Linked DNA regions of Homo sapiens: region 1 is linked to region 2. The links are chromatin loops, found by intact Hi-C in ENCODE. Cell type or tissue: psoas muscle. All regions are shown on one strand.

Region 1 (8,000 bases), 280 kb after region 2:
CTTGCAAATTGATCCTGTAATAAATTGACATGACGAAAACACCAAAGCAACCAGAGAAATCTCACAAAGGCAAGAACACCATCACACAAGTCCTCAAAATCTTTCCCAAGATCCACTAGGGGTTAATGCCACTGATCTGATACTGGGGCACAGCCTAGGAGGTTTTGCTGTCTCTGAACGCACATGTCTCCAGCTTACAGCTCACAGGCCAGCTTTGTTTTTGAACAGATTGTGTTGGGGGAAGGGAGGCTTCTGAGACAGAGCTGAGAGTCCCCAGCAATGCCATCCCTGGCTTCTGGCCCATCTGAATGCCTTACTCTTTCATGTAAGCAAGACATGAGGTCCTGCTGTTTGAGTTGGCTTTGCCCTGCTCCGTGATTTCAGTTCCTTGTCTCTCCAGCGTGTGGGCTCATTTCCGTCCTCTGAGCACTATTGTTTTTCTGACTTGAACAGTCATCCAGAAAACCTCAGTAATAAGGCTTTTGTATCATTATTTACTTTGCTAATTATATATGTCTTTCCCATCCCCAGTGCTTGAAGACATCAAATTGCAGTTGAAGTAACGGCAGAGGGAAAAGCAAGGGCAACAACAACAAACCACTTCACTCCTCTGGGTGGAAACATGCAATTGTACCAAGAGGGATAAGGAAAAAACTGCTCATGTTTGCAGAAAGAAGTTGGAATAAGGGCGTGAAAGCAGGCGGGCTACTTTAGCATCTGATGCCAGGGATATGAGAGAGTAGCCCAGTGTGTTCATTCAAAAAGTAAGGCTCTGAGGCCAGGACCAGGAAAGATCCTGGAGTCCCCAGTCACAATGGCATGAAGCAGGATGATGCAGAGAGGCTAAGGGGGTGATTCAGTGGGTTCTTTACCTATAAAAATGATGGAAACCCCAACATCAGCTGGGCAAGTGGCCCTGTTCAGAGCTCCTGGACTCGCCATGACTAAAACACTCTGTTTTATTTCGTAGTTGATATCTATTGTTCTTGCCTCCCAGCAAGCAATGGAACAGCACCTTTACTTTCCTTTGAGAAACTATTCCTTTCCCATTCTCAGGGCTTGTGAGGATCAAGTGAGGTCACATAATCCAGATCTGGCCAATCAGCCCATCTCATGCTACTGGCTACACTAATTGGTTTAGGGATAGTAAAGTACTCAAATTTGTTTACTGAACATTTAGCCCTGGAATTTTGGTGATGGGAGGTGTAGAGGGTAAACTCTTGATGATATCATTTGTGTACCTGGGTCCAGCCATGCCTGAACTTTTCAATTACTTGACCCAGTAAATTTCCTTATTCATTTAAATGTTAGAGTTGAGTTTTGTCTCTTATAACTGAAAGAGTGACATGTGTTTATATTAAGTGCAGGTCACTAATATAGTCTATTGGTTTCCCCAGGCTTGTTCTCCTTTTCTCAAATAGGACTGATCAGATAGTAAGTGCTCCATACCTGTAGGATACATAAAAGAGCAAATGAACAAGGAGCAGGAGATATGGTGGCTGACGGTTGGACTATAATTTTTTCTTGATTTTTCTGACTTTATTTTGGCTGTGATCTAGGAAGTGAAATCCAGGTCCTTCTAAACCCCAATTTAACTGTGGCTCCTGAGGGAGATTTTCAGATCTCAAATGATCTGTAAGTTTAAGGGAGGATGATTGGTCCCTGTACACTCTCTGTGAGAGTTCCTTTGGAATACTGGTTTCAGAATGTACAGCCACACAGGTAACTGGATTAGGGACGGCCAGTGGTTTTTTATGAATGCTATTGAAGACACTGAATGGAAGCAATTCTCACCAGAACTCTTTTTGCTGTCATCTTTCAGGGGCTAAGTTGACACTAGAACCAATCAATGATCCCTGAACTGGGAGAAATGGGTGGCCTTGGCTGTGATTTTTGGTTGTGCTGCACATTTCAAGATGACAATATTGTTTTAAATTAACCTGTTAGAGTGCACCTTTCCTAAAGAACTTTACCTTGATGTCTGAGTAAGGGCAGTGCAGGAGGTCCCCCAACTTAGGGGACTGATCATGTTCCAAAGGTCATTTCTCAGTCTGGATGTTTTCATGAGATAATGAATTCCAAGATATTGTAAGGTTCAATATTATAAATGGTTCTTAGTTTACTAAGATAATGCATTGCCTCTTTGTGAAGCCTTCTCTGGTTACCCTAATCAAAAGTAACTTTTCTTTCCTCTTATATGTCACACAGTATTAAATGAGTTGTTTTTTAAAAACATCTTAAAATCTTATACTTAAGCAATTATGTAGATTATCTTGGAGTGTTGAGCTTATTGCTCTCATTAGATGTTAGTAAATGGAAACTGAGTCCACAATTTTCACACTGTTCTAGTTCTTTTTCATTCTGCTTCATTTTCTGTTGTCTCCTGCCAGGTGTCTGTGCTAACTCATCTTGCCTGAGGACCCCTACCCCATGTCTCACTGGTCTGCTTGGCTTACTTCTGAAGCCCAGCACCACCTTCCCTCAGTGGCTCTTAACAATAAACCCTGACACAGAAGTTCTGGCTGGTCCACCTATTCCTTTGAGTCAGGTCACAGGTTTCCCTCCAGCTAACTGATGGATGGACTGTCCTTGGCTCAGGGGTCCACTCTTGTTCAATTAGATACATTTTGGGGGCAGGGTCAGAATTCATAAAATGCAGGCATTTGAAGAACAGGGAATCAAGGTAGAGAGTTCCTAGAAGACAGAGCAGGGAGGTAAAATGAAATATTCTAGTAAAGTATTAATATTTGTGGCAGGATATGGTCTTTTTTCTTTCTTTCTTTTCTTTTGAGATGGAGTCTTACTCTGTCACCCAGGCTGGAATGCCCTGGCATAATCTTGGCTCACTGCAGCCTCCGCCTCCCGGGTTCAAGCGATTCTCATGCCTCAGCCTCCCTAGTAGCTGGTATTACAGATGTCCGCCACTACACCCTGCTAATTTTTGTATTTTTAGTAGAGACGGGGTTTCACCATATAGGCCAGGCTGGTCTCGAACTCCTGACCTCAAGTGATCCCCCGCCTTGGATATGGTCTTAACTAGAAATGAAGAGATCTGAGTTCAAATTCAGCATTTGTCACATGTACCCTCTCTGGTCCCAAGGAAATCAAGTAATATCTCCAATCTTCAGATCTTTCACATGAAGAATAAAGAGTATTGATCACCATATCTCTACACCTCCTTCCAGCTCTAAGACCTCCAGGACTCACCTAGAACCAAATTCATCCCCACACAGTGGCGGCAGGGTCGTGTTGTCATGATGATGGCCTCTTTCGGTGAAGAGAGGTTGTCAGACACCTGGAGCAATGCCAGAGACATTATCCTTCCCTAGGAGAGCTACTGATAAGAAACCACTGGCAGCTCCTCATTCACTTCTCCATCATTCACTCTTTTCTCCTTTCTTTTTCCTTAGAGGCATAAACAAGGTGTAGATCATCCTGTTATCCATAATGAAGGAAGATTTTAGGATATTCCAGCTTAGATCCAGGTGTCCCCAGCTTCTATACTCACTCTGAAGAAGTGTACTTTATCTACTCTTTTTACACCATTTATCCCATTTTGGCCATTTCTGAAAGGAAGATCCTAGAAGCCAGGCCTCTTGGAAGAAGTTGGAGCTACAGCATTGATAGGAAAACCTGACACCTAGAAAGGCAAGTCAGTTCTTCCCATGCAGTGGCTTTGGGGACTGTAATTTAACAAAGCTCTTTTTTACTTGTGTAAAGTGATCTCCATTCCACTTTTTTCTTGCACTGATTCTAATTAAGTGGAAGCAATTGTTATCATCATTTAGGATTATAGTTAAAATACCCCTCAAATTGTTTCCATTTGGAATGGGACCTTGTCCCATTCTGCTCTTGCTGAAGGAAGTCTTCATGGAATCACAGGACTCAACAAACATTTCTCATTAAAAATTCTCTCCTTTAGGCAACAGTGGCATAGAAATCCTTATGTTCTACTGTCTGACCCGTATGAGAACAGCGCACTTCTCAATTTATAAAAGAGGCATTTTCCCTCCTCCTGGGAAAAATATTTCTCTTGGTCACTTGAGTCTAGCATCTAAGTCATATAATGCTATTATAGCCTTGTTTTGCTTTTGATTTAGGTCATATCTTCTTTTTCTGATCTTTCTTAAAGTGAAGGGACCATTTGCTATGCTCACAAAAATTCTCAAGGCTGGAACTACAGCATGCTCTGGTTTCTAAGCCATACACATCCAGGTAGAAGGGTCAATTTAATTGCCAATGATCTCAGCCTTTTCTAACACTGTTCCTTAAGTTTCTTTGGCACTGCATGGCAAGCAACTGAGTCATGCATGAAAATTTCTCTTCTAGACAACCCATACCTACAGAGGGAGGATTTGGTTTACTGCAGATGCTGAGTGCTTCTGATGGCACACATTCCTTCTTATTAATATCCCCCTGGCCCATAATGGTTTGTGTGGACAACAGCTACTTCCTTCAAGGGTCCTTTGCTTGGTAAATATATGCCTCCAGGAGCTTTCTGGGTAGAAGCAGTCACAAATCACAGGGGTATCTATGAATGGCACGGCCCATGGAAGGGCTCACACTGTCCTGATTTTTCTACCATAAGAGCTAAAATAAGGGAATAGGCTTCCAGGAAATAAGTCAGATGGGTTGTCTGACTAAGCACAGGGGCAGGGATTGGAGGTGAGATGACAGAGAACAGTCAGCATTGTCTCCGCTTCCGCTCCACCCTGCAGTTCTGAGCTGAACAGATAATTTATCTGTGGCACAACAAAGTATATGACTTGGAAGAATGTTAAAGATCAAGTCCACCTTCTCCTTGTATTATATGGCTCTGAGAGCCAGAGAGGGGAGGTGACCTTCCCAGAATGTGAATGTGGTAGAGCCTAGCTTACAATTCATGTCCAACTTAGGTGTGAAGTTCTATGAGACTATGCTGCCCTCTGCCTCACAATGCTTTCTCCCATGGGAGAGGAGGCTCAGAGGTACAAAGCAGCTGCAGAAAGACTCTCTCAAGCTATTGACTCTTGGATGACAACAATTAATGTTCAACTTGGCTTTACCCCCAACATGCACTGCACAGATGCCTGCAGGTCTACAATGCCGAGACCAAGTTTGGGGGGCATTTCCGCAGCTCTGTCTATTGTCCTCCTTTCCTCTTCTGTGGTCATTCTTCCCAAGGGATAGGCCTAGTCCAGGGTGGAGAAAAACAATTCTTGGTGGTAGGGGCATTGGAATTGTATGGGCAGGGTTCTAGGCCAACTTTGGCCTTTCACAATTCTGCTAAGCATTGAACAGAATTTTCACCCTAATTTCACCTTCCCTTCCATCCCTTCCCTAATTTTGCTAGTGTGTATGGAGTTGATTTGATGAGACCTCGTCTTTTTTTTTTTCTCCCTTGTAACGTGGGCCCTATCTTCAAGCCTATCTTCATAGCCTTTCTTTTCCAGACCTTGCCAAAAAGCAGTAGAAGAGAGGTTACAAAATATAAGAGGAAACCTTAAAACAAACAGGGTAGAACTGGAGGGAATCTTAAATAATGCCTAACCCAACTCCATATTCCACTGATAGGAAACTGAGATCCTGAGACACCATCCAAATTCTGATGTAATCAGCAGAACTTAATATGCCACTTTGAGCACAGAACCAAGTACTTTAGAGGTAAGAGAGGCTATTTGTTTCCAGCACAGGCTGAAACCCACATGAGAAAGTTGGACTTTAAGTGACCATAGTCACATTCTGATAAATTCTAAAATGTCTCTCTCATTTTCTCTGACATCATATTGTCATTTTTCATACCACAAATGTGTTACAGTGAAAACCAGGTATAGGTCAATAGATAGTACCAAGAAAAAGAAAAGTTATCATTCTTTAATGCTCTTTAGTTTGAAAACTTTATTTATTTCTTTATTTTGATGGAGGAGTAGAGTGGGTCAAGCTAAGAGTTGCCTTATAAACCTGTTGTTCTCAGCAAATGAGTCAGCTGAGATAAAAACATTAGTTTCCTTGGCGTGTCAGCATCTCTCCCAAAGGAGGGTATTAGTTCATGGGTTGGCATTGCTATCACAAAGAAGGCTCTGGCAGCACCTGATTGGCTTGGCCAAGCTTTTCCCAGTTGGCGTCTGGGCATCTTCCTAGCAGTGGGTCACTCACCCAGCAGTGATTTGGCCTCCTGTTGACATAAATATGCCTAATTCAAAGCAGAAAGTCAATTTGTTATTTTGCCTAAAGAAATGTAACTACCAAGCAGGCTAGATTTCTGTCTTGGCATAACCAGGAAATCTTTACCAATAATTTATGATGTGGTCACCCTTGTTGTAGGCATTATGGAAGATGGAAAGATATATAAGGAATGGCGTCTTGCAAAAAGAACTGGACTTTTTTTTTTTTTTTTTTTTTTGTAGCAATGTGGAGAGTAAAAGCCCAGGGGTCAAATGGTAATTATAGAAGGAGATTCATTTAAAGAATGTCATAAGGAAATAGAAAATAAAGGAAACATTGCAGGAAACCATAGGGGGCTAGCTGATTCATGGAAAATGTGAGGTTATGGCTGGGTCTAAGAATAAGTAAATCATTGGTGACTATGGTTGTAGAGGTTAGGACAGAGAAAGCTGGAGCAACAAGCAATCATCTGCCAGATAAGACCCCGGGCTGGGTGAATGCAAGGAGGGAGCGGACAATTTTGTCTTCCAACTCTGTGGAGCTGGAGCCTTATCTTAGGAGTCCAGTGGGCCTGGAGGCCTGATCACCAACCAGTGTAATGTTAGAATAAGACTTCCCTAAGCAAATCAATGTGATGATTGATACAAACAGCCATCACTGGGGCCTCCTCTATTTCCAATCTCTTCCTCAGTTTCCCAGTTCTTTCAGAACCTCACTGGGAAGTTCAGGGATATATGCCTGCAGGCTGGCCTGGCGCAGATGGATGATGAAGGGTCCTGCCTTGAGTGTAGGGTAGAGTGATTCTGAGTGCTTTCCAACAGACTGTAAATTAAAGACACTCCAAAAAGCCCCTGGTGGGGATAGATGGGGAGAAGGGGTATCACTAAGTCTTCATCTTTTCTTCTAGGGCCAGGGTCAGTGGTTCAAATAAACATGGTGCCCCACAGAGATGGCCTGTGGCCAAGTAGCTCTCAGTGGGTTGACTCAAAGTCACCTGGACAGGCCTGGCGGAAACGCAGGATGGCCCAGCCCTTTCCTAATAGGTTTTCCAGAGTTGATCCATCATTCTGCCCAGAAAAGGGGAGAATAAAAAATAGATCACGAGCCCCTATGACTGTGACTTGTGCTTCCTTGGAAATGCAAACAGGTGAAGGAGAAAATGACACAGCTAGGGTGGTAGGGGGCACTGGAAGTCAACACATTTCTGGGTTCAAATGAGAAGGGTGAGGTGCTGGCATGGAGGAAACTGGCACTGGCCGTCTCCAGGCAGGACTTTCTGGGCACTGGGCAAGGCCATGGCTTTGGGAGCTGCCCCAAGCTGCTGGTCGTGCCAGTGCTTCATTCACCCTGTGAAATGTATTAATTAGTGAGTGGTTTTGGCTCAGAGAGAGTTGCTGTGGCTTCAGATGGATATAGCAGAAAAAAGGCAAATCCATCTACAGGCGCCTCTGAGAAATCTCAGCTCTTGTGAGCCTGAGAAGAGCTTCCATAGAGAGAAGGCGAGACCCCAGCAAAGTTGGACGGAGAAAATTGAGACACCCACACCAATTAGTATGAGTCTATCAATCCAGTGCCACCGAAACACAAGTCTAAGCCTAACAGAATCTGTGCTGCGAATAAGTAAGATTGTTGGAAACAGAACAAAAAAAAACTTTGCAAATGGTGCTTCTTTAAGCTTCTGCAGTTCTCTTCTCTCACTCCCTTTTCAAAAATGGCTGTAAAAAAAATTTTTGGTCTGGTTTAGCCAGAGCGCGTCAGAGCTGGTAGATGCCTTCAAAACTGTGATCTCCCTTTAATTGTCAGAGGGTAGGCTGAGGTCCAGGGAGGTAAACAGACTTTTCCTAAGCTCTGTAGCT
Region 2 (8,000 bases):
TAGAATGAGCTAAGGTTGAGCCTTGAGGGAGCTCACAGTTGGGAAACAATTTACAAGCACATTGTTTCTGCTCCTGGCCTGCTCATTGCTGCCTTGTTTCTATTCCACCCCCTGGTGCTGCTTCTCATCTCTTTGGAGGTGAACAGGTCCCCCCACCCTGTCCTTTCCCTCTTTATAAGTGGTCTGACATGTGAGGGTGAGGAAGGAGTTGGCCTGATTGAGTATATAGTTTTTAACAAATTCAAATGTAAACTTTTGGTGGTTCCTATTTTTTATTTACTAAGCAGAAAGAAAGTGGTATCTGCTCATTCCTGGCATTGAAAACAAGGTTGACTCACCCTCTCACTATATGGTGGCTGGCACACTAAAGCCAACCACAATCATGGGTTTCAGCAATTGCCTTACATTGTTCCTCATTTTTGCCATTCATTAATCCATCAGTTTTTCCATGCACCCATCTATCCACTCGTCCACCTACCTATCCACCAACCTATCCATGTATCCATCCATCTGTTCATCCATCTATCCACCCGCCCCACCCATCCTTTCATCCACCTGGTCATTCATCTACCTGCCTATTAGTTTATTTTACATAAAAACATATATCTGTGACTTTTTTTTTTTTTTTTTAAAGACAGAGTCTCACTCTGTTGCCCAGGCTGGAGTGCAGTGGTATGATCATGGCTCACTGCAGCCTCAACCTCCCAGGCTCAAGCGATCCCCCAACCTCAGCCTCCCAAATAGCTAGGATTATAGGAGTGCACCACAATGCCTGGCCAGGCATAACATAACGTTATGCTTTGCAACTTTGGAAGCACATATGTGACAGGGTCATGATGAGCAAACACCACAAAACACAGGTTAAAAACCACTTCCCTTACTTCCTTCCTTGTTTCCTTCCTTCTTTCCTTCCTTCCTTCTTTCCTTCCTTCCTTCCTGTCTGTCTTGCTTTGTCTCCCAGGCTGAAGTGTAGTGGGGGTGACCTCGGTTCACTGCATGCTTTGCCTCCCAGGTTCAACCGTTTCTGTGGCCTCAGCCTCCCAAGTAGCTGGGACTACAGGTGTGTGCCACCACACCTGGCTAACTTTTGTATTTTTAGTACAGATGGTTTCAACGTGTTGGCCAGGCTGGTCTTGAACTCCTGACCTCAAGTGATCTGCCTGCCTCAGCCTCCCAAAGTGCTGGGATTACAGGTGTGAGCCACCATGCCCAGACGCTGGCTAATTTTTATATTTTTTGTAGAGACAGGGTTTCGCTATGTTGGTCAGGCTGGTCTCAAACTCCTGAGCTCAAGGGATCCTCCCACTTCAGCCTCCCAAAGTGCTGGGATTACAGGCGTGAGCCACTGAGACTGGCCAAAATTTTATACAACATAGCAAAGCTTATAGTGACAAGCAACTTTCTCTTTTCCTGCTCATCCTTATCTCCCCAGTTCCTCTTTCCAGTTTGTAGGGTATGCGTCCACAAATACTCTTTGCATGAGAAGTATTCTATGTAAATCCTTGTTTTTTATTTATTTTTCTAAAGTGGTATCATAAAATGTGTACTGTTACCTTGCTGTTTTTCATTTAACAATATGTCTTGGGTATTTCCCCACATCTCTCAAGCCACTTTTCTTGGTTGGGTGTGGAGGCTCACATCTGTAATCCTAGCACTTTGGTTTGAGCCCAGGAATTTGAAACCAACCTGGGCAACATAGTGAGACTCCTGTCTCTATAAAAATTAAAAAATTAGCCAGGCATGGTGGCATGTGCCTGTACTCACAGCTATTCGGGAGGCTGAGGTGGGAGGATCACTTCAGCCCAGGAGGTTGAGACCTCCTGGGTTGAGACTGCAGTGAGCCTTGATCACACCACTGCACTCTAGCCTGGACAACACAGTGAGACCCTATATCAAACACACACACACACGCACACACACACACACACACACACACAACTTTTCTTTTTCCTTCCCCTGGCACTTCTTTCTTTGATCTCCACACTGAACTCCACATTCAACCTCTACCTGTGACTTCTTCATTTTTGGCAATTTATCTGAACAACAGCAACAATGACGTAGCAAACATATAGCATTCTACATATATAAACCTGTTTAATCCATGCAACAAAATTATAAGGTAGATAATATTATCCCCACTTTATGAAAGAGGAGACTGAGGCATAGTGAGGTCCCAGCAGAGAGGTGAGCAGTAGAGGGGGATGTCAAACAGGCAGTTCAGCTCTGGAGCCCAGCAGCTCAGCCTCTATGGTGTTTGTCTTCATTTGCTTTTTGATTTCAATATTCTATAGACTTGCAGCTGAGGGGCTCCTGCTTCTGGGCTGTGCTCCACCCCCCATCCCTGTTGCGGGTGATGAAATTCAGATAATCTGAGGATGACAGAGGCAGCCCATAATCCTGGAGGAGCCTCCCACCATTCCATGTAATCCAACCTTCCTGGGTTATATATTACCGGGGAAAACCTGGGCCACAGAAAGCCCCTGACCATGATTTCTGTGTGCTGGCTGGTGTATCTTTGGGAACTCTATCCAGTCTTCCATCTAGTTTCTCGCTGATAGGCTTGGGAACCTCTTTAGAATGCCTCATGTATGCGACACAAATTAGTTCTCTTGACCATCTCCCCTGAAAGCCATTCGCTTCTAGCCGCCTGTCTTGGCTCCCTGCCAGTGTGCCTCTGACTTTGCAAATGCTGCAAGAGGCAGCTATGTTCCCAACGGCTGCCCAAATGGGATGCCACCACGGGCGCCTGCCTGCTCTGTGGTGGTAGGAGATAAGGATACTTTCAGAGCTCTGAGCAAAGTGCTTGGAGAGGGCCCTCCGAGATGGGAGAGAGGCTTTTGGATTTGGGCATTGGGGACTGCTCATGAAGGGAAGCCTTTGATCTGGAGCATGTCAGGTGGTGAGGGCAGGGGGCAGGGGTGGGGTGAGCAGAGGCTATTCTGGGCAAGGAGAACCTCATTGGTGAGACACACAAAGAGATTTGAGACTGAACTGTGTTCAGTACGAAGCCCCAAACTCAGCTGGAGCTGACCCTAGATTGCCTTCGATTCAAATCCTACCTGAATATACAGGGCCCAGGAGAAACTCTGCCTCCTTTCTCTCCAGCCATTCTGGCTGTCAGCAGCATTTATCATGCAAAAAAAAGCAACAACTATTTGTTGAGGCCAGCTGTTTGCCAGCACTGTTCTCCATCTGGCGTGGATTGAGATACTTTCTCTCCATACTTTCTGGGTTCATTGAAGTTGGGTGAGATGGAGATGGGACAGGACCCTCCAAGCCTCCTGATTGAGCCTTTAAGCCTCCCTCTCCCCTTGTCCCAGGCTGGGAAGGTTTTCCTCATTTTTTAGCATCCAGTGAGTGACTGGTAGCCATGGCCAGATATGGCCTGGAGCTGGTTTTCCAGGGCCCACTTTAGATTAGGTGCTTGGCAATGATGGGGCAGAGCATGAAGGTGAGAAGGAGTTGGGTCTCTGTGCCTGGTAGCATCAGAATCTCTTCTATCTCAAGGTCCTGAGAGGTATGTGGATACTTGTGGATGCATTGGTGGCCAAGTTCATTGGTGGCCAAAAAGAAAAAAAATAAATAATCAAAGACCATACAGAGAAACTAGAACATTAAAACAACTTCTCCAGAAAGACGGGCAAGATGAAGGTGAGACTAAACAGAGACCTTGATACCTTGAGATCCAGCCTCAGGTTCTCGTGGTCACACGCTGTTGCTTCTTGGACTCTGAGATCTCTGGATGCCACTCTTGGAATTCTTGGAGAGGATCTGGGACTCTCCCCACATTGGGGAGGAGGCAGACTCACAGGATTTTAGTCTATGTGACATGTAACTAGATTGGCAACAAAGGAAACCACATCATAGCCACACAGAGGAGGGAATGCAGCCACGGAGCTGGAATTGCCTGCCTCGGGGGTGATGGTTGGAGTCCCTCAATATTTGACAAGAGTCTATCTTTATTTTCCGAAAAGAAGCAGAGTAGAAATGAAAAAGAATCATTCAAAGGATGACGAGTTGAGTGTTTGGAGGGGCAGTTACAGTTTCCACCCCTTAAACACTGGGAAAACAACAAGAGTCGCAGCAACCCTAGAGATTCCGGAGAGTTCTGGACTGCACTGGAAGTGCATGGAAGCTGAGTGGGAGGGGGAGGAAAGTGATGCCTAAAAATACTCCATGAGGGAGGGCTTATGAGGTCATCTCCCCAGGATACTCTGTCTACCCTGGCCAGACTCTGACCGCAGCCCCAGGGCCAGCTCTGAGTACAGTCATCTGAATAGGGCAGGAGCTTAGGAACGGGTGTTGATGGATGGGCAGCTTGAGAGGGACAAGGGGAACCTGGAGAGGATTCAGAGAAGGGACCCAGAGGTGATGAAATGGCTGGAAACTAGAGCTCGGTGGCCAGGTCAAGGGACTGGGACTGGCTCTACCTGGAGAAGAGAGGGAGGTTTGAGTGAGGGGTTAGGGAAGAGCCCTGCCCCCCGGTGCTCAGGCCCTGGCTCTTCTCTGGCCTTGCTGAGGATGGAATTAGGGTCACAGTGCAGCTTTGCTCTTGAGGATGGACTGAGTTCCTGGAGCTTTAGAAACCCTATAGCAAGGGGGAGCTACGTTTTCAGATTATCAGCACGATCACCCCCTTCTGTAATTGAGAGTGACTAACACTTACAGCCATTGCAGCTCACAGATCCCTAAAGCCCTTGTGGCCTGGAAGAATGACTCATGAATGGTGTTTCAGACAGCTGGCCTGGCTGGGGGTGGACACAGGTTTGAACAGTTGGGACACATGCCTGGTACGCATCAATCACTCTCAGTCTGTTGCCCAGGCTACAGGGCAGTGGTGCGATCACAGCTCACTGCAGCCTTGAACTCTTGAGCTCAAGTAATCCTCCCAACTCAGGCTCTGAGTAGCTGGGATTCCAGGTGTGAGCGATTGCGCCCAGTCTGAAGCCCCTCATTTTTACACTGGACCCATGAAAGGAGGACTGGAATGAGGTTGGAGTGGGTGGGTATAGACTTTCTCAGGAGGAAGAAACTAACTCATACTTCTGCGGCACCTTCCGTGTGCCAAGAACTTTACGTGGGTAGCCTCATTTAATTTTTACAATAATCCTGTCGGGGAAGGAAGAGACAAACTGTTCTTTCCATTTTACAGATTAGGAGATCAAGCAAAAAGAGATTAAGCTTGTACCCAAACTCACCTAGTTACAATTGGAGTGGTACAGTTGAGACCTGACCAGGCAGGTCTAATTCCAGAGCCCACTTGCAGTTGATGAGGGAAATCTAGAGACATAGTCAGATTTTTCATCTGGCCCCAGAACTCTTCAGACAAAGGTGCCCAGGAGCACATCCTTAGGTCAAGCTCACCTTCTGACTCTCAGAGTCCACATCTAAATTTAGAGAAGGCCAGTTCAGAGATTCTCCAGTACCCCTCCCATGTCTTAGCTTTGGAGGGTCCAACTTGGAGCATCCCTGAGGTTTCCCTAGGTGGAGAGAAAAGCTATGTGGGGGAGGAGAGATGCAGTTTACGTGTCTCAAAGTGGTGAAAGAGATACAATCCCCAAGCTTGGATTTGCAATTGGTGTCTGGTTGCCTTGGCCTGGAATCTGAACCTGAACTGTTTTCCATGGGCAAATTAGCTAAACAATCCAGCCCACAAAGGGAGCAGCTCTGATATGTCGGTGAACAAGCTCAGAGAGGTGGGGGGCCGTGGGGGTGCACAGAGTTGACAGCGGAGGGAGGAAGGCTACTGGCGAGAAGCCGACCTTCTCTTATCTTGCTGCCTGCGGAGTCAGCCTTTGCTTGAGAACCTGGCGAGGAGGCTGGTCTGATTTCCCTGTGGTCTGAACGGTGGGAATTTTGTTTTGGTGGCAGATTATATTTTCCCAAGGTGGTTTGAGTTACACCTACCCCGTTTCATTTAATTAGGCTGGTGCTGCTGTCTATTGTGTCTCCTGGGCCTTCTTGCATGAATAAATAGTAACGTGTTTGTTTTCTTTTGGGTGGGGCACTTTTTAAAAAATGGTGGGGTTGGCAAAAGTGGGGAGGTCCTCAGGAGGGATGATGAAGTCATCAGGAAACAGGTTAGAGGCAAATGTTCACCCCGTGGAGCTCAATAACTCCTTTCCCCCACCTCTGGGGCCCACTTTTATACAATGTATTCAGAGCCTCCTCTGTTTTCACTTCTGTTCCCAGCCAGGCTTGCTTTCTCTTTGCGGTGTGCCTGGAAATCAGGTGTTTCCTCCTCCAGGCCTACTGGCCTCCCCTCATCCCTTCTCATTTTACTGTAGTTTTCCATCCAGCTCCCTCCTTCTCTCTCTCTCTCCATCTCTCTCTAGCTTCTGGCTACTCCAAGATTATTAACAGGCAACCATGAAATATTATGCAGCCATAGAAAGAATATAGGAACTCTATACACGTCCACATGTAATGCTTTCCAAGAGATATTGTAAAGAGAAAGTGCTGTAAATAGTATGCCCTCTGTGTGTAACAAAGAGATGCTTACCTGTGCACATAATATTTCTGGAAATACACAAAAGAACTGGATGGAGTCTGGAATAGAGTCTGGATTTGGAGACAGACCTACTTTTATATTGCATTCTTGAGTTCTATTGACATTTTTTATTATGTGCATGTATTACTTTTTATAATAAAGAATTAATTTATAAAAGGAAAGCATACTATAATATTGTACATATTTAATTACTAGATTAAGCAGTGATTACGTTCTGTCTTAGAGGATGCAGGTTTGAATCCTAGTTACACCAAATATTAAGTATATGACTGTAGTTAATTTATTTAATCTTTCTAAACCTCAGTTCCCTCATCTGTAAAAATAATAACCACGCCTACTTTACGAGGTTTTTAATCTCATACTTTGCAGTGAAGGCTATTGGTCGAGTACATCACTAAGTGGAAGTAAGTTTTAATTTCTGTGTGAAATTCTCCTTGAAAGTAAAAGCACAAATTATAAAAATAATTCAGACCATGGATTCTGATTTTTCCATTTAGAAAATGATATTACTAAATAATGAAAGTCTAGCTTGCAAGAAGAGTGAGAGTGTTGTTTACCTGGGATTGTTTTAGAGGCTTTGGGGAAAAGGCCAAGCGTTGGGCGATGGGGAGAATTTGGTGAGGCTAGAGGTGAGGCCATTGCAGTTATAGGCAACAGTGAGGGCAGGGTGAAGGCAGGAAGGGACAGAGGATAGTGGTAAACAATGAGTAGATCAGTTGCGCTGGAGAAGCAGTTTCCTCTAGAGGGCGATAAATAGAGACAAAGAGGTTGGAACTGGAAGGCCAAGCCAAGGATCATACACTGTGTCCTACAGGCAGTGGGAGGCACTGCAGGTGTAAATGAGAAAGTGGCTGGGTTATCTTTTGCACTGTATGCAGTGGCATGAAACAATCTTTTGTCATGCTCACAAATTCTGTGAGTCAGATATTTGGACTGGGTATAGCAGGAATGATTTGTCTCCACTCTCCAATGTCTGGGGCTCCAGCTAGAAGACTCGAAAGTTGGTGACGACTTGATGGCTGTGGCTGGTGTCATCTGAAGGCTTGTTTACTCACTTGTTTGCAGTTCACACTGCAGTCGGCTGAGTCCTCCGCTGTATCTGTCTCCCAGACACATGTCCATGGCATCTCCATGTAGGCTGGGCTTCCCCGTAACATGGAGGCTGGGTTCCAAGGGCAAGCATTTTGAGAGACCTAGGAAACTGTAATGCCTTTTCCAACAGAGTTTCAGAAGTCATGTCCTGGCTCCGCTCATCAAGACAGTCACAAAATCTTGCCCAAGTTCAAGGGGAGGGGAAGTAAAATCCCCCTCTTGGTGGAGGAACAGCAGGTGGAACCAGAAATACTGCTGTGGTCACCTTTGCAAAATACAATCTGTGACAGACAGTGTCATGGAAAAAGCCATTAATTCAAAACAAATATGTATTGAGGCTGCTCTGGCTATGGAGTAGCCATTCTTTATTCCTTTACTTTCTTGATAAACTTGCTTT

Evidence for each region. Peaks named below come from ENCODE experiments on the same cell type or tissue, not always from the same donor. Only the 100,000 strongest peaks of a DNase experiment are listed, where the experiment ranks them.
Region 1: it touches region 2 in a loop (15-fold over the local background); 2 of 110 quality-filtered maps call a loop at or near these places.

The regions. Positions count from the first base shown.
Region 1 is chr2:217,054,660-217,062,659 of GRCh38, forward strand. LOC105373873 (a long non-coding RNA gene) reads right to left here. Exons shown (of 4, transcript XR_923877.3): 4 at 5,863-8,000. Among named protein-coding and RNA genes, the nearest start is that of TESHL, 190 kb to the left of the region's middle. RefSeq lists enhancers at 281-330, 4,547-4,841. In psoas muscle, no CTCF peak of the experiment used is centred here; no DNase peak of the experiment used is centred here.
Region 2 is chr2:216,770,570-216,778,569 of GRCh38, forward strand. All of the region lies in intron 3 of IGFBP-AS1 (IGFBP5 antisense RNA 1), which reads left to right. Among named protein-coding and RNA genes, the nearest start is that of IGFBP5, 79 kb to the left of the region's middle. In psoas muscle, a CTCF peak has its summit at 7,315; DNase peaks (open chromatin) are centred at 2,692, 4,262 and 4,772; H3K4me3 peaks cover 1,088 bases; H3K27ac peaks cover 4,135 bases.